Regions from separate parts of the Homo sapiens genome. Here region 2 is linked to region 1. A link is a contact called in ENCODE Hi-C or POLR2A ChIA-PET data. All regions are on one chromosome and are shown on one strand. The core of a region is the stretch at or near the end of the contact, and the rest is flanking DNA. Distances in the headings are between cores, read along the strand shown.

The links. A loop is a pair of places that touch in the nucleus more often than their neighbours do. ChIA-PET counts read pairs that join two places held with the same protein, here RNA polymerase II (POLR2A). Pooled maps may share reads with other maps.
Region 2: a map of GM12878 shows a loop between it and region 1 (3-fold over the local background). The contact joins two enhancer-like sites. A Hi-C loop is called at or near these places in 3 of 168 maps with a recorded cell type or tissue (B cell, GM12878 and OCI-LY7), 34 of 37 single-sample maps with no recorded cell type and 13 of 50 pooled maps. POLR2A ChIA-PET finds 5 or more read pairs at or near these places in 3 of 52 experiments (GM12878, OCI-LY7 and activated B cell).

Annotation. Positions count from the first base shown.
Region 1 is chr6:11,458,206-11,465,054 of GRCh38, reverse strand. All of the region lies in intron 1 of LOC105374928 (a long non-coding RNA gene), which reads right to left. Among named protein-coding and RNA genes, the nearest start is that of TMEM170B, 76 kb to the left of the region's middle. RefSeq lists an enhancer at 4,644-4,833. Within about 2 kb of position 4,159, at least 7 of the 41 ENCODE cell types and tissues checked have a DNase peak (open chromatin) inside an H3K27ac peak, as active enhancers do; they include GM12878, where a contact is called at or near this core.
Region 2 is chr6:11,492,384-11,499,232 of GRCh38, reverse strand. All of the region lies in intron 3 of LOC105374928 (a long non-coding RNA gene), which reads right to left. Among named protein-coding and RNA genes, the nearest start is that of TMEM170B, 42 kb to the left of the region's middle. Within about 2 kb of position 2,357, at least 3 of the 41 ENCODE cell types and tissues checked have a DNase peak (open chromatin) inside an H3K27ac peak, as active enhancers do; they include GM12878, where a contact is called at or near this core.

The DNA of each region.
Region 1 (6,849 bases), core at 2,910-5,409:
AGTAGAGACAGAGTTTCACCATGTTGGCCAGGATGGTGTCATCTCCTGACCTCGTGATCTGCCTGCCTTGGCCTCCCAAAGTGCTGGGATTACAAGCATGAGCCACCACACCCAGCCAACATATTTCTGTTTTTTGAGATCACATTCTTCTCTTGCCCCAAAAGAGTGAAGAGAACTAACATTTATTGAGTACCTACTATAAGCTAAGCACTTGACAACATTATTTTCTTAATTTTCCACAACTGAGTTAAGTGGATGTTATTATTCTCATTTTCACATAAGGAAACTGAAGCCAAGAGGATAAAAACTTGGTCAGTGTTATCAAATAGCTGCTGGCCGAGCTGGGATTCCAATTAGTTGTGTGCAACTTGAAAACCAGAGGACTTTCTATTTTATGCTGTTGCACCATTTTTTTTTAAATTTTATTATTATTATACTTTAAGTTTTAGGGTACATGTGCACAATGTGCAGGTTAGTTACATATGTATACATGTGCCATGCTGGTGTGTTGCACCCATTAACTCGTCATTTAGCATTAGGTATATCTCCTAATGCTATCCCTCCCCCCTCCCCCCACCCCACAACAGTCCCCAGAGTGTGATGTTCCCCTTCCTGCGTCCATGTGTTCTCATTGTTCAATTCCCACCTATGAGTGAGAACATGCAGTGCTTGGTTTTTTGTCCTTGCGATAGTTTACTGAGAATGATGATTTCCAGTTTCATCCATGTCCCTACAAAGGACCTGAACTCATTTTTTATGGCTGCATAATATTCCATGGTGTATATGTGCCACATTTTCTTAATCCAGTCTATCATTGTTGGACATTTGGGTTGGTTCCAAGTCTTTGCTATTGTGAATAGTGCCGCAATAAACATACGTGTGTTGCACCATTCTTTAACAATATTGATTTGGAGTTCTAATGTGTCTCCTCTTATTGCTGATTGCCAAAACACCCAATCATATACTTTCCCATATACATCTATCCATGTATGTCCACAGTATCATGGTGAAGTGCGTGAACTTTGGAGTGAAACTACCTGCATTCAAACACCAGCCCCGACTAACTGCATACACTAGGCAAGGGACTTAACTACCCAGACTCATTTTCCCATCTGTAAAACAGTTATGATGATGATAGTGTACGTAGCTTAAAAATGGGGTCTAGAACATTTTAAACACTATGCAAGTGTTAGCCATGACTGTTTTATCAATAAGGGTGGAACTTTTGGGTAATATCCACTCAGTGAATCTTGGCTGGAACAGTCTGGGCAATGAAAATTTAGTGCTAAGGAGTCCAAGATTTAAATTTACATCAACTTTTAGACTGGCTAAGCTTTCTTTCTGCTCCATGCCTACAGATTCTCTAACTCCACTCAGCTATATTAATGAGTATCATGGATCCAAAGGGATCCCTGAATTAGAACAACTGTATGCTCTCTACAAAACACATGACTTCCTGAGGATCATAGAGTGGGTTAGTCATGCAACGGAATATGAGCCTTTTAGTGTTAGAATTAAATACACTGATTCTACGCCCCCACTCATAGCAGCATCATTCACAATCGCCAAAAGGTGGAAGAAACCCAAGTATCCATTGACAAGTAAATGGATAAACGTGTGGTATATTTATACAATGGAATATTATTCTGCCTTAAAAAGAATGGAAATTCTGACACACGCTACAACATGGATGCACCTTGAGAGCAAAATGCTTAGTGAAATAAGTCAGTCACAAAAGAACAAACACTGTATGATTCCGCTTACGTGAGGTACCTAAAGTAGCCAAATTTGTAGAGAGAGAAAGTTGAATTGCAGTTGCCAGGGGCTGTGGAGAGTGGGAAATGGGAATTGCTTAATGGGCATTGAGTTTCAGTTCTGCAAGATGAAACAGTTCTGGAATTGGTTGCACAACACTGTAAACATACTTAACACGACTGAACTATACACTAAAAAAATGGTTAAGATGGTAAATTTTATGTTACGTGTATTTCACCACAATTTAAAAATATCATTTAAATACTGATTTCAATCAAACCAACTATAGCGGTCACGGTGGCCACCAATTAGCGGGAGGGTATTCTGTTGTTTCTGATCTGTGAGATCTGATGAAATTATCAATGCTTTTCCCTGTCAGCAGCCAAGCTCAGTGATATGCCGCAGCTGTTGCCTGTGTTCCCCAGTACGAGAAAGAGTCTGGGCCACCCACCTTTGGCCTTTGATTCTTTGCTAGGGGAGCCACAGATATGATCCTTGAATTAAGGAGGACGTGTGGAGAAAATGCATGTATGCATCCCTGAGGTCACCCTGCTGAACCCCTTTACACATGGCAGAATGAGTGGCAGTGTTAAAAACTTCCATGTAGGTCAATAGTGTCAAATCTCATGGTTGTCAAATGGAACATTTTTGTTTCTGATGACATCGTTGGAGCTCCAGGAAATAGCCTAGGGTCTCTGTATTTGAATCCATGTTTTCTCATGGCATGTGAATGTCAAGTCTGCAGTCTGGAACATGGGCAATTCCCTCAAGCAGAAAATGGTTGCACTCTCTCATTAATTAGGACCTATTCAGATATCTATGATCAGTGGTTTCAATATGAACCCTTTAGGTTAGAATTGCTGCCTATCAATTCTTTTTTTTTTTTTTTGAGACCGAGTCTCGCTGTCTCCCAGGCTGAAGTGCAGTGGCGCAATCTCGGCTCACTGCAAGCTCTGCCTCCCGGGTTCACACCATTCTCCTGCCTCAGCCTCCCGAGTAGCTGGGACTACAGGTGCCTGCCACCACGCCTGGCTAATTCTTTTGTATTTTTAGTAGAGACGGGGTTTCACTGTGTTAGCCAGGATGGTCTGGATCTCCTGACCTCGTGATCCGCCTGCCTCAGCCTCCCAAAGTGCTGGGATTACAGGCGTGAGCCACAACGCCCAGCCTATCAATTCTTTCAAAGTGTGTTTAAATTACACTAGTATGTGTGAGTTGCAGATCTTTCATGTTTTCCAGGTGGGAGGGAGAAGGAGAGAGGACAAACATTTCATGTTTCAACACAAATGAGTCTCCTTCAAGTCCAGTGTATTAATTAACAACTGGTTATCCTTAAAAATTGTAGTATAGTGTAAACAGGAATCTATTTATTTCACTAATTAATTCATTTATTTAGACATTAGCATGAATTCTTTATTCTTCCCTCTCTGACTACCTACACATTTCCACTCCCACACACACACGTGTGTGATAAAGTGTGTGTGCATAGTACATCCATCATATAGTACAAGGAAATGTAATTTGAAACAACGACAACTTACGCCACTAAAAGAGTAGACATTTTATCTCTGATACTTTTGACACCTACTATTACAGGCTTATTTCAAGAACACAATTTTCAAATACGTTGTAGTTGGCTCTACAAAAATCAAAATGCAAAATGACAGGTTTTTTTTTTTAACCCCAAATGTCTTATGATTCAAACCCTCTTGAACAGTGTAAGCCACTCTGAAGATCAAGTGCCACCCGTTACGGGAAAGGGTACAAAAGACCTTTGACCTGTCTGCTGCTGGGGAGTTTTGGCCACATCTGGGATTTCCATCAGCACTCACCTTCTTCGGCTCATGAAGAGGCCATGGCAGGTGTTGGTTAAAGAGGGGAAGTTGCTTTCAAAAGACTGAGATGAAAGAACTACTAGAATCAAATAGCTTACTGTAAAGACTGATTCTCTTTTGCACAGTCCTAAGAAATGACCTGTCCTTGGCCTTCCAAGATCTTGCTTCCAGAATATCAACCTGTCAGGACGGGAAAGAAGCAATAGCAGGTGAGACCATCTGAGGCGATCAGAGGGTCTTGATGGCAAAAACAAACTGACTCTATCCCTTTCCCAGACCCCAGACTCCCAGCTATGGTGGGACTAAGAATGCTGAATGCTGGTTCTCAGGCCAGTGAACCTAAGAAACTGAAGAGCACAAAAAGTGCTCTTGGCAGAAACTATTTTAATAGTGCTCGAAATACTTTTAATGAGAAGGGGAAGCAGGAACTTCAAATAAAGTTTCTCTTTTGCATTCCACCAAGAACAGATGTTTGCTTTATTCAAAGAAGTTTCATGGGGGTGATTTCATGCATAGCTAAGAGCAGCAGTAGGGTTTTTTAGCTGTTAGAGCTGGGGTTGATTTACATAATCAGGGTATTACCGCTCCTGTGGCTTTCTACCTATATGCTATTAAACATATGTGTGCTTATATCTGTGTGTGTATGTGTGTGTGTGTTCATAACGCTGGAATCAAGTAAAAGGTCCACCGTCATTTCCTCATCATTCTTGGGAATATTTACAGTATCAGGGCTGCTCTCTTATCCTCCAGCTGTAATAAAGGCAGCACTTTGTACAAAATATCTCATTTAATTTTTATGACAATCCCATGAAATAGGAATTACTGTCCCCACTACATAGATGGGAAGACCGATGCTTAAAGAGGTTGAATACACATGCTAAGGTAGCATAACCAGGAGGTGGCAGAGTTGGGATCTGAGCTGAGGAAGTCCAGGGCTCTCAATTACACTCCCACAAGATAAGGAGCATACATTGTACAGGCTGCACAAAGTCATGAAGAAATCTTGGGTAACCATCTGCAAGCCCATTTACTGATTTCCTCCCTTTAATAGGGCTGACCCACAAGCCCACACACTGTGGCATCCGCTCTCCGCTACCACTTCACCCTGTGTCTCTCTGCTTATGCTGATTTCCGTCCTTTCCAAGATTAGCATTTGGCCTGCCTTCTCTCTATGGCCTCACTGGCCAACCCTGTCAGCAATGTGCCCTGAATAATAGAATCAGGCATAAAGTCCTTGCCCATCTTTCCTAGTAGAAAGGGGATCCCTCCATGGACTTCTGGAGCTGTCCCATTTATGTAGCCATAGCTAACTGCCTAGTCTCTTCTTTCACCAGAGCTCCATGATACCACATCCTGTTGAAAATGACACAAGGAGGAAGAAAAAGTCCCTTTAGGTGGTAGTCATCAACTTTTCCTTTCCACCCCCTCCAGTATGTCTTCATTCTTTCTCTTTCAGCTCTTCAATTTACTGGATTTTTTAAGAGGCTGTGCTCTGTTGCTATGTTCCAGATAGGTAGGTAAGTAGGTAGACAGATTAGATAGATGGATAGATGAATAGATTAGATAAATAGTAGATACATAGATGAATAGATTAGGTAGATGAATAGATAGGTGGATAAATGAATATATTAGACACATGATAGATAAGATAGATAAATAGATTACATAAATAGATAAATAGAAGATAGATGAATGCATTACATAGCTAGATAGATAGGTAAATGGATGGATGGATGGATGGATGGATGGATGGATGGATGGATGGATGGATGGATAGATGTAGATGAATAGATGGATGGATAGGTGAGCAGATAGATAAATAGATAGATGCATATTCTTGGCTTGGGTTACCCCAGAAGCAACCTGAAATAAGAATTCACATGCAAGTAGGAAACACTAGTAGGGGAATAGAGAAGTGAGAAACAGGCAAGAGAAGAAAACCAACCAAAGGAGAATAATCAAGAAAGTTACCACTGAGGGCAAATGAAGCTGAATTCCACTGGGGAATTCTGAGAGACAGTGTAGAGCCTGCTACTCAAAGCGGACCATCATCATCATCATCATCATCATCATCATCATCATCATCATCATCTGAAGCTCTACCACAAATCCACTGAATCAGGATGTGAATTTTTAACAGGATCCCCAAATGATAAAGTTTGTAAAGTACTGAGGTAGAATATGCCTCAAAGTTAATCAGATGAAGGGGTGAGAAAACTGTGATAGTCATTACTAGCTTCCCCCTTAACACTGCTTGTGAGCTGTTTCTGAAGTTAATTCCCCTGCACTCCTGGCTTAGCCTTTGTATGAGCAGGGCATTCATGCCCCAGTGGTCAAAAAGGAAGTCCCCAGACAGAAAATCAAAGGTATTAGCAGGAAGCGGCCCTCAACATGCACAGCTATTACAAGTTCAGCTGTTAAATAGTTAATCTAAATATGATATTAAAACTGAGGTTAAATTATAATAATAAAAACAGCCACAACTCTAATGCTGATTCAAGGTTAAAGATGCATTAAATAGATTGAAATAAGCAGGATTTCATTTAGGCATTTATTCTCAAAAAAGCAGTTGATTTACCTAGTAGAAAAATAACCATTATCACAATTAACTTTAGGAAAATTCAATTAAGATTAATATTATTTTTTACTCAGTAGTTATTTCAGGCCCTCTCAAGCAGGCCATGAGTGAGATCATGAAATATGTTCCCATATTTCATTGACTTATTCTAATTCCTAATATTAACCCCCAGGAGGGGTGGGGAGGCACATGACTGAGGTTTTGCATTGCAAAGACAAACTATGTACTATATTTATTCTGGAGTACATTCACGATCTGAAATTATAGTGGAAAAAAAAAAGACTTGACTCCTATTATAATGCTAAACACTGGTAAAGACATTTGGAGAATATCCAGAAAAATCAGTGACTTCTCCCAGACACAATAGGCGCAATAAGGTAACTACACAAGAAAAGCAGTTTCCACAAAGATGTTAGTTCTGTTACCTCATACACGTATTCTAAAGGAGTACTGGAGTACTTTATAGCACACAAAGAAAAAATGTATTTCTTCAAAAAATTTTAAGATGCATTCAAAAAGTTTCTAAATCAGCTTGGAAAAAAATTAACAAACTAAGAACTTCTTAGAAACACTGAACTTAAAAGAAGTCCCCAAGAAGATTTTCAAGTTAAATATTAGGACTATAGAAAAGTATAAATCCAACATTTTTAGGCATGACAGGATATATTAATTGATGAGCAC
Region 2 (6,849 bases), core at 1,108-3,607, 36 kb before region 1:
ATTGCTAGTCTCCCCCAGCAGGAAGTGGATGGACTCTGAAGAATGACAACAGATGAGTACAGTTTCAATCACATGGTGGTCGACTGCGGCTGCTGTGCCAGAGGTGGGATCACAGCTGGAGCACATTAAACAGGCCGCAGGCCCGTGGCATGTGGTTGTCTATTTGGTGAATGTGCCTTTTCTATCCATATTAGAAAAAAAGATCAGGAACAATTCACATTCACGTGGACAGACTCCAATATTCATTTATTGCTTTGCCTCAGAGCTATCTTAACTCAGCTGCCCTTTGCCATAATAGTCTGAAATAATCTAGATCACCTGAACCCACGGAACATCAAACCCATCCACTGCATCAATGACATCATGTTCATTGGCCAGAAGAAGCAAGAGGTGGCTAGTATGCTGGAGGTCTTGGTAAAACACTCATGCTCCAGAGAGGAAAAGATGAATGAGGATTTAAGGAATCCAGTGGTTAGGTTCATGCTGGAATATTCCCTCCAAAGCAAACGATAAATTGCTGCATCTTATATCTCATACCTCAAAAAAGAAGTGCCTGGTAGGCCTCTTTGGGTTCTGAAGGCAACTCATGCCACACTTAAGACTGCAGTTCCAGGCCAGGCGTGGTGGCTCACGCCTGTAATCCCAGCACTTTGGGAGGCCGAGGCGGGCGGATCACGAGGTCAGGAGATTGAGACCATCCTGGCTAACACGGAGAAACCCCATCTCTACTAAAAATACAAAAAAAAATTAGCCAGGCGCGGTGGCAGGCGCCTGTAATCCCAGCTACTCAGGAGGCTGAGGCAGGAGAATGGTGTGAACCCGGGAGGCGGAGCTTGCAGTGAGCCAAGATAGCGCCACTGCAGTCCCGCCTGGGCGAAAGAGCCAGACTCCGTCTCAAAAAAACAAAAAGACTGCAGTTCCAGCTCACAAATTGGGCAACATGATTATTGGCAGCTTTGAGTTGTGCCTGAAGCACAAAAAGGCTAGAGATGCAGGTCTGTCACCTGTGAAAGGGGAGGGAGAAGGAGGGTTAGTTAGGAAGAGTCTCAAACTGCAGTGCTGTCCTGCAAAAGTCTCAGCCAGCCCAACAGAGAGCTCCAGAGCAAAGGCTGCCTGTTGGAGAAGTTCCATGATGAACAGAAAGGGCCAGGCCCTGGCACGCCCACTGTGCTCATTAGCTGTTAAAGGTCTGCCTAGGAAAAGCATGGCCTCAGCTCAACTGCTGTGGCTAAGCAACCAGAGGCACTGCAACCAAGGCCATCACCTAACTGCACCCTCACAGCTAATCTACAAGTTCTTTCTTGAAGGGAGATCATAATAGCTCCATATCCCCATATTGGAGAGAATTCTCACTCTGCATTCTGCCAAGGAGCTGGTGTGTGTGTGCGTTTGTGTGTGTGTGTGTGTGTGTATGCACACATGTGACAAAGGTTTATTTAACTTATCAATGAATGAAGAAGGAGAAGAAAAATTACTATATATAGTCAATGAACAAAAAGAATGCTGGAATAAGACTGCAAGTGAAGTTGAAACTGGTAAATTATAAAACAACACAACTATAATCTGTAGGATTTATATTTCCTACTGGACAGAAATGAATTGCAACATAATGATCCTCCACAAGTTAACATTAACTTTACAAGAGTCTCACCTTCATCAATAGCAAATAATCAAAGTAACTTTCTTCCTGTAAAACTTCCCAACTGGGGGAACATTTGCCCTCTCCTCACCCCAGAGATATCTGACAATGTCTGGAGACATTTGTGGCTATCGCAACTAAAGGGATGAAGGTGTGCTACTGGTGTCTGGTGGGCAGGGGCCAGGGATACTGCTAAATGACCTATTACGCCCTGAACAGCCCCCACGGCAAAGAATTACCCAGACCAAAATTTCAATAGCGCCAAGACTGAGAATCGTGTACAGATGACACTTTTGACAGCTTATTAGGCAATGCTCTAGTATGACACCGAAAGGGCGTAAGAAGATCTTTAATGTTTCCTTCTGCTTTCACTTAAATGTAAAATTGGGATAATGATATATCGAAGCAACTTCATTTACGGTGAAGGATGATTAAATAAAACAATTGTGGTTGATTGTATTTTTACAAAGATGATGCACAAATATATATCCCATCCCACATGCTCTTCTTCTGACGTGACACTGACATTCCTGTATTGAGGGGTGGAGGCTATGTTCCCTTCCCTTGAACCTGGGTAGACGTTTGCAATTACCTCTATCAACAGAACACAGCAGAAGTGACATTTCCTGACCTCTGAGGCTGGATCATAAAAAGCAACACGGCTTCCTCCTGGCTCTCTTTCTGGGGACACCACCTTGGATGTTCTGAGCCAACATGAAACAAGTCTGGCTATGCTTGAGAAACCCTAAAGAGGGACTACATAGAGACAGAGAGAAGCTCCCACCCCAGCCTGTCCAGTCTTATCAGCTCAGACACCAGACACGGGAGCGAATGAGGCTTTACAATAACCCCAAGTACTGTCTGATTGCGATCTCATGTGAAAGAAGCCTCCAGGCAGAACCACCCGACAGAGCTCCTTCTGAATTCCTGGCCCATAGACACCGTGGGAGATAATAAATGATTTTGTTGTCTTAAGCTTCTATATTTTAAGATGATTTGTTCCATAGCAACAGACACTAAAACAACCATACAAAAATAGTCCTTAGCACCCTGCATGGAAAGTGAGTTAACTGGTCACTCTTGTGGGGTAGTTTTAGTATTTTTAAGTAATATTTATGTAGTATTTTTACTGTTTCCGTGCGCAAGAGGGCACACTGTCCGTTGACAGCCCTCATACATGGAGGTGTAATTTTCTAATCAAAGCACCAGGTGGAGCCAACCCCTAATTTTTCACTGTCCCTTTCAGAGGGTGAACTTGACAAAATGGAAAAAAGGCTTCAGAATCAAACTAGCATGTTTAGGGCGATGTGTTAGAGAATGCTCAGTATTCTAAATTCTCAAATTCTAAAACACAAGGAAGCTTATTTTGATGAATAACTCATCCCTAGGCAGGGTGTACGCACAAAAAACAAGAAAATCCTTTTTTTTCCTTTGTTAAATGCAACAGAGAAGGTTATGCTTTCTTTAAACCCTGAAAAGGAAAAGAGATCTGCCAGCCTATGATTTCTAAACAATACTGTACTTAATTTTTGCCATTATCTAGACACATAGCTAATGCAAGTCTCTGTTTGCTGTTTGCTTCTGACAGTAAGACAATATTTCTGAATACTGATTTATGGGACTCAGATAACATCTGTACCACAATTTTAGCTTAAACATTTTTAGGTTTACATGTTTTCTAGTCCTTTATTTTGTATACACGAATTTAATGCTCTAGTGGCTGTGAAAATGGGCCATGATTCCGATTGCAGGAAATCTGGGAACCAAATCCCTTAAAATGAATTGGGTGAACCAAATACATTGTATCTCCCTCTTGTCAGAGAAATTCAAAGCAGACTCTACCCATCAGCATTCACTGTAACCTGAGCAGGTTGGCAACCCGTCCTTATTATGATGATCTGCCAGTGCCTATGTAACTCCTGAAGGCTGATGCCTCTACCCTGAGATGGCTCAAGGATGGTTAGGGCAATAGAGCAGTGGTCTTGAGAATAAAGATGGTTTTGTGATCCGCTTATCTGATTAGAGGTTTATACTATAAAGTCAAGGCTTCATAGCCTGGTAGGGGATAAATCAAATGTCAGAAAGGATGGAGGCAGCTTGAACTCTGAAGAGCTGATTTTCTGAGGGTATCCTACAACTTTGACTCCACCCATACCCTAGCTGACCTGTCATCTTGCTAATTAACCACAAGAACTGAGGGAGAAAGTAAGGTGTGATCAGCTCAAGTAAGGCGTGATCAGCTCAAACCCTATCTATCTTATGCTGGGACTAACACAAAAGAAAGCCAAACACAATTATATGGTAAATCAGTAGAATCATGTTCCTACCTAACGTGTGTCTGTCAGGGATGAGACTGATTCCCATGCTTAACTTATGGCCCTGTCTCATCACTTTGTGCTCATAGAATGTATACGTGACATATTTTTCTTTGACACACTAGTACTGGCAAAGGCTGTCTTCTTTGGCTTAACCACAAATTGTGGAGCATGAGAGCCTCAGAACATCTCCAATCTCTCCCAGCTAGTTTCGGAAATTCCCAGGGACAATTGTGCACATGCTCTCGAGAAGTTCCCCTGGATCCTCAAAACAGCCTTGTGAATCCACAGTAGCTATGGTGACAAGCCTGCTGCAACTCTTTAGAGGGTACTTGGCTGGGTCCCACAGTCACTGATACTGACAGCAGGATTTTCGGGTCACTACTAAGCACTTCCCACAAATGGCCATGACCTCATTCCATGCACTTGGTAGCCTGTCAGTGCAGTGGCTAGAGTGTGATGAGGTAGGCAGGGAGGCAGCCTCTGTCCCTGTGACTATTATCCTCCATTGCTAGGCTGTCTTCTTGGGGCTCATCTCCTTAGGGTCCTTTATCATGTCTATGAGGGCCTGTTCAGGCATACAGCAGTATGAGCAGCCATTCGTACTACCCAGTCTCTCCAAAAATGACGAAAAACCATGTTTTGTGGCCCAGATCTGTATACTCTACCTGGGGATGACTTCTTCCTCATAAGGCATTCACTCCTCAGGCAAATAACATACCATGGTAAGCCCACCCTATTGCCCTTGCACCTCCGATGCACCCACATTAGCAGGCTCAGCCCATGCTAGTTCCCAAACTGACCTTGGATTGTTCAAGCAACTTTAAACCCAAACCTACAAAGCTGGTGTGCAGCTCACAGTTTGATGACTATGTAAATTACATCCTGAAATGTCTCTACTAAACATGTGACTGGACACATCTGAATTTACAATGGGCACACGGCATCTTGGTTTCATAGGTGAAAGACTCTGAATAAGTACCTTTTTGGCAATAGTTCAATCTGAAGTGGATTAAGGCAAGATTTAGAATCTTTAAGCAGGGTAGTACTTTTTTCAAACGGGCATGTTTCCAAGGGATGGAGTCACTGGATGGAGTTTCCCAGCATGGCAGCCCTTCTCTGGTGGAGGCAGCTTGCTGAGATCAGGAGGGATGTTCAAAGCAGAAGCCGGCTCGAAGGTTCCGCTCATTTTTATAACAAATTAGCATAGTTCACACCCTCCCCCTCTACATGCCAATGTTAGAATGATCTCATAGGCAGGCCAACTCCACCCTTTTCTGTACCTCTAGACTTCCATTCAACTCATAGAGCTATGCCTTCTTCCTGTACTTTTGCCAAACCAGGCCTTGCAAAATTATTCCATCAGTCATGGGTGCTAATGAACTGGATCAGAAATTGACCACCTGGATACAGAGAGTTTACTCAAGGATACCGGAGTCATCTTTTCCTTACCTGGCCCCTTTGCTCACATTAGTTCTCTCGTCTCTTTAAAACAGTAATCAAACTGGCCGGGCACGGTGGCTCACGCCTGTAATCCCAGCATTTTGGGAGGCCGAGGCCAGTGGATCACCTGATGTCAGGAGTTCAAGACCAGCCTGGTCAATATGGTGAAACCCCATCTCTACTAACACAAAAATTAGCCAGGCGTGGTGGCATGCGCCTGTAGTCTGAGCTACTCGGGAGGCTGAGGAGAAGAACCACTTGCACCTGGGAGGCAGAGGCTGCAGTGAGCCGAGATTGTGCCGTTGCACTCCAGCCTGGGCGACAGAGCGAGACTCCGTCTCAAAAAAAAAAAAAAAAAAACACAGTAACCAAACTTTGCTTCACTGTGGTTTGGTAAAGTGGAGCAGGTGTCTACCAGTTTTTCATGCAACCTGCCCAAATGGCCCTTTCAAACTCTAATGGTGTGAGAAGCTCAGCTCTGGTAGGGGAGTGTACATTTGGTATTTCTCCCCTGCTGCTTACAAGTTCAAATGCTCTGTGCACTGACAGCAGCAGGAGGAGGAAAAGTTAAACATGGTGATGTTTACTAGAGGAATCTGTCCTCTGTAGTTGTAATTAAGAGGTTTGCTAGACCATATGGGACTGCTGACCAAGTACTAAAGCAGCTATGTCAAACACAACACCAGTGGTTTTATTTACAGCCAGGAAACCAGTGTGTTTCACGTGCTATCCCAACAGGGACCATCTCCACATCTTTAAAGAACAATGTGCCGATAAAAGAAGTAGAACGAAGGATTGCAGCCCCCCCAGCCCCCCTGAGCCTCTCTGCCTTCTGGTGACAGAAGCATTTTAATCGTCACCACCTGTAGAAAATGTTCTCTTCCTGGTTGCCTAACCCGGAGATCCAGCAGTTGGAATTCCAGACAGGAATTCTATAGTGTGGGATGGAGAAGTATTTGGAGATGATGTGGTCGCAGTTATCTCTCAAGTTATTCTGGAGAGGCCATTTTCTCTCTTCCTATACTTGTGTTGCCCTATTCCCAGTTTTACTTCACAATGTTTTGAGGCATGTCTATGAGGCCCCAATCCTACACCCACGTAATCTCTCTCTACACTGCCTTTCTCTCCCTAACCCTGCGGCTACAGCTCCCCACACCAGTAGGCTCAGCCCACACTAGTTCCCAAACCAACCTGGGATTGCGTAAGCAACTTTAAACCTAAACCTACAAATCTACTGTGAAACTCAGAGTTTGATGACCGTGCAATGACCCCAGTTCCTGGCTGCCATGTTACATCCTGAACCCTTACTACAGATTTAACTGGGATGGGATATCCCCGAGGTATCCATCAGGATCCAGCATCCATAATAATAGTTGCTCTCCATGGGGAATTTCTGCTAAAAGCAATCCTCTAATCCTGACAACAGAGACTTTCACCATCTTTGTCTTAAAA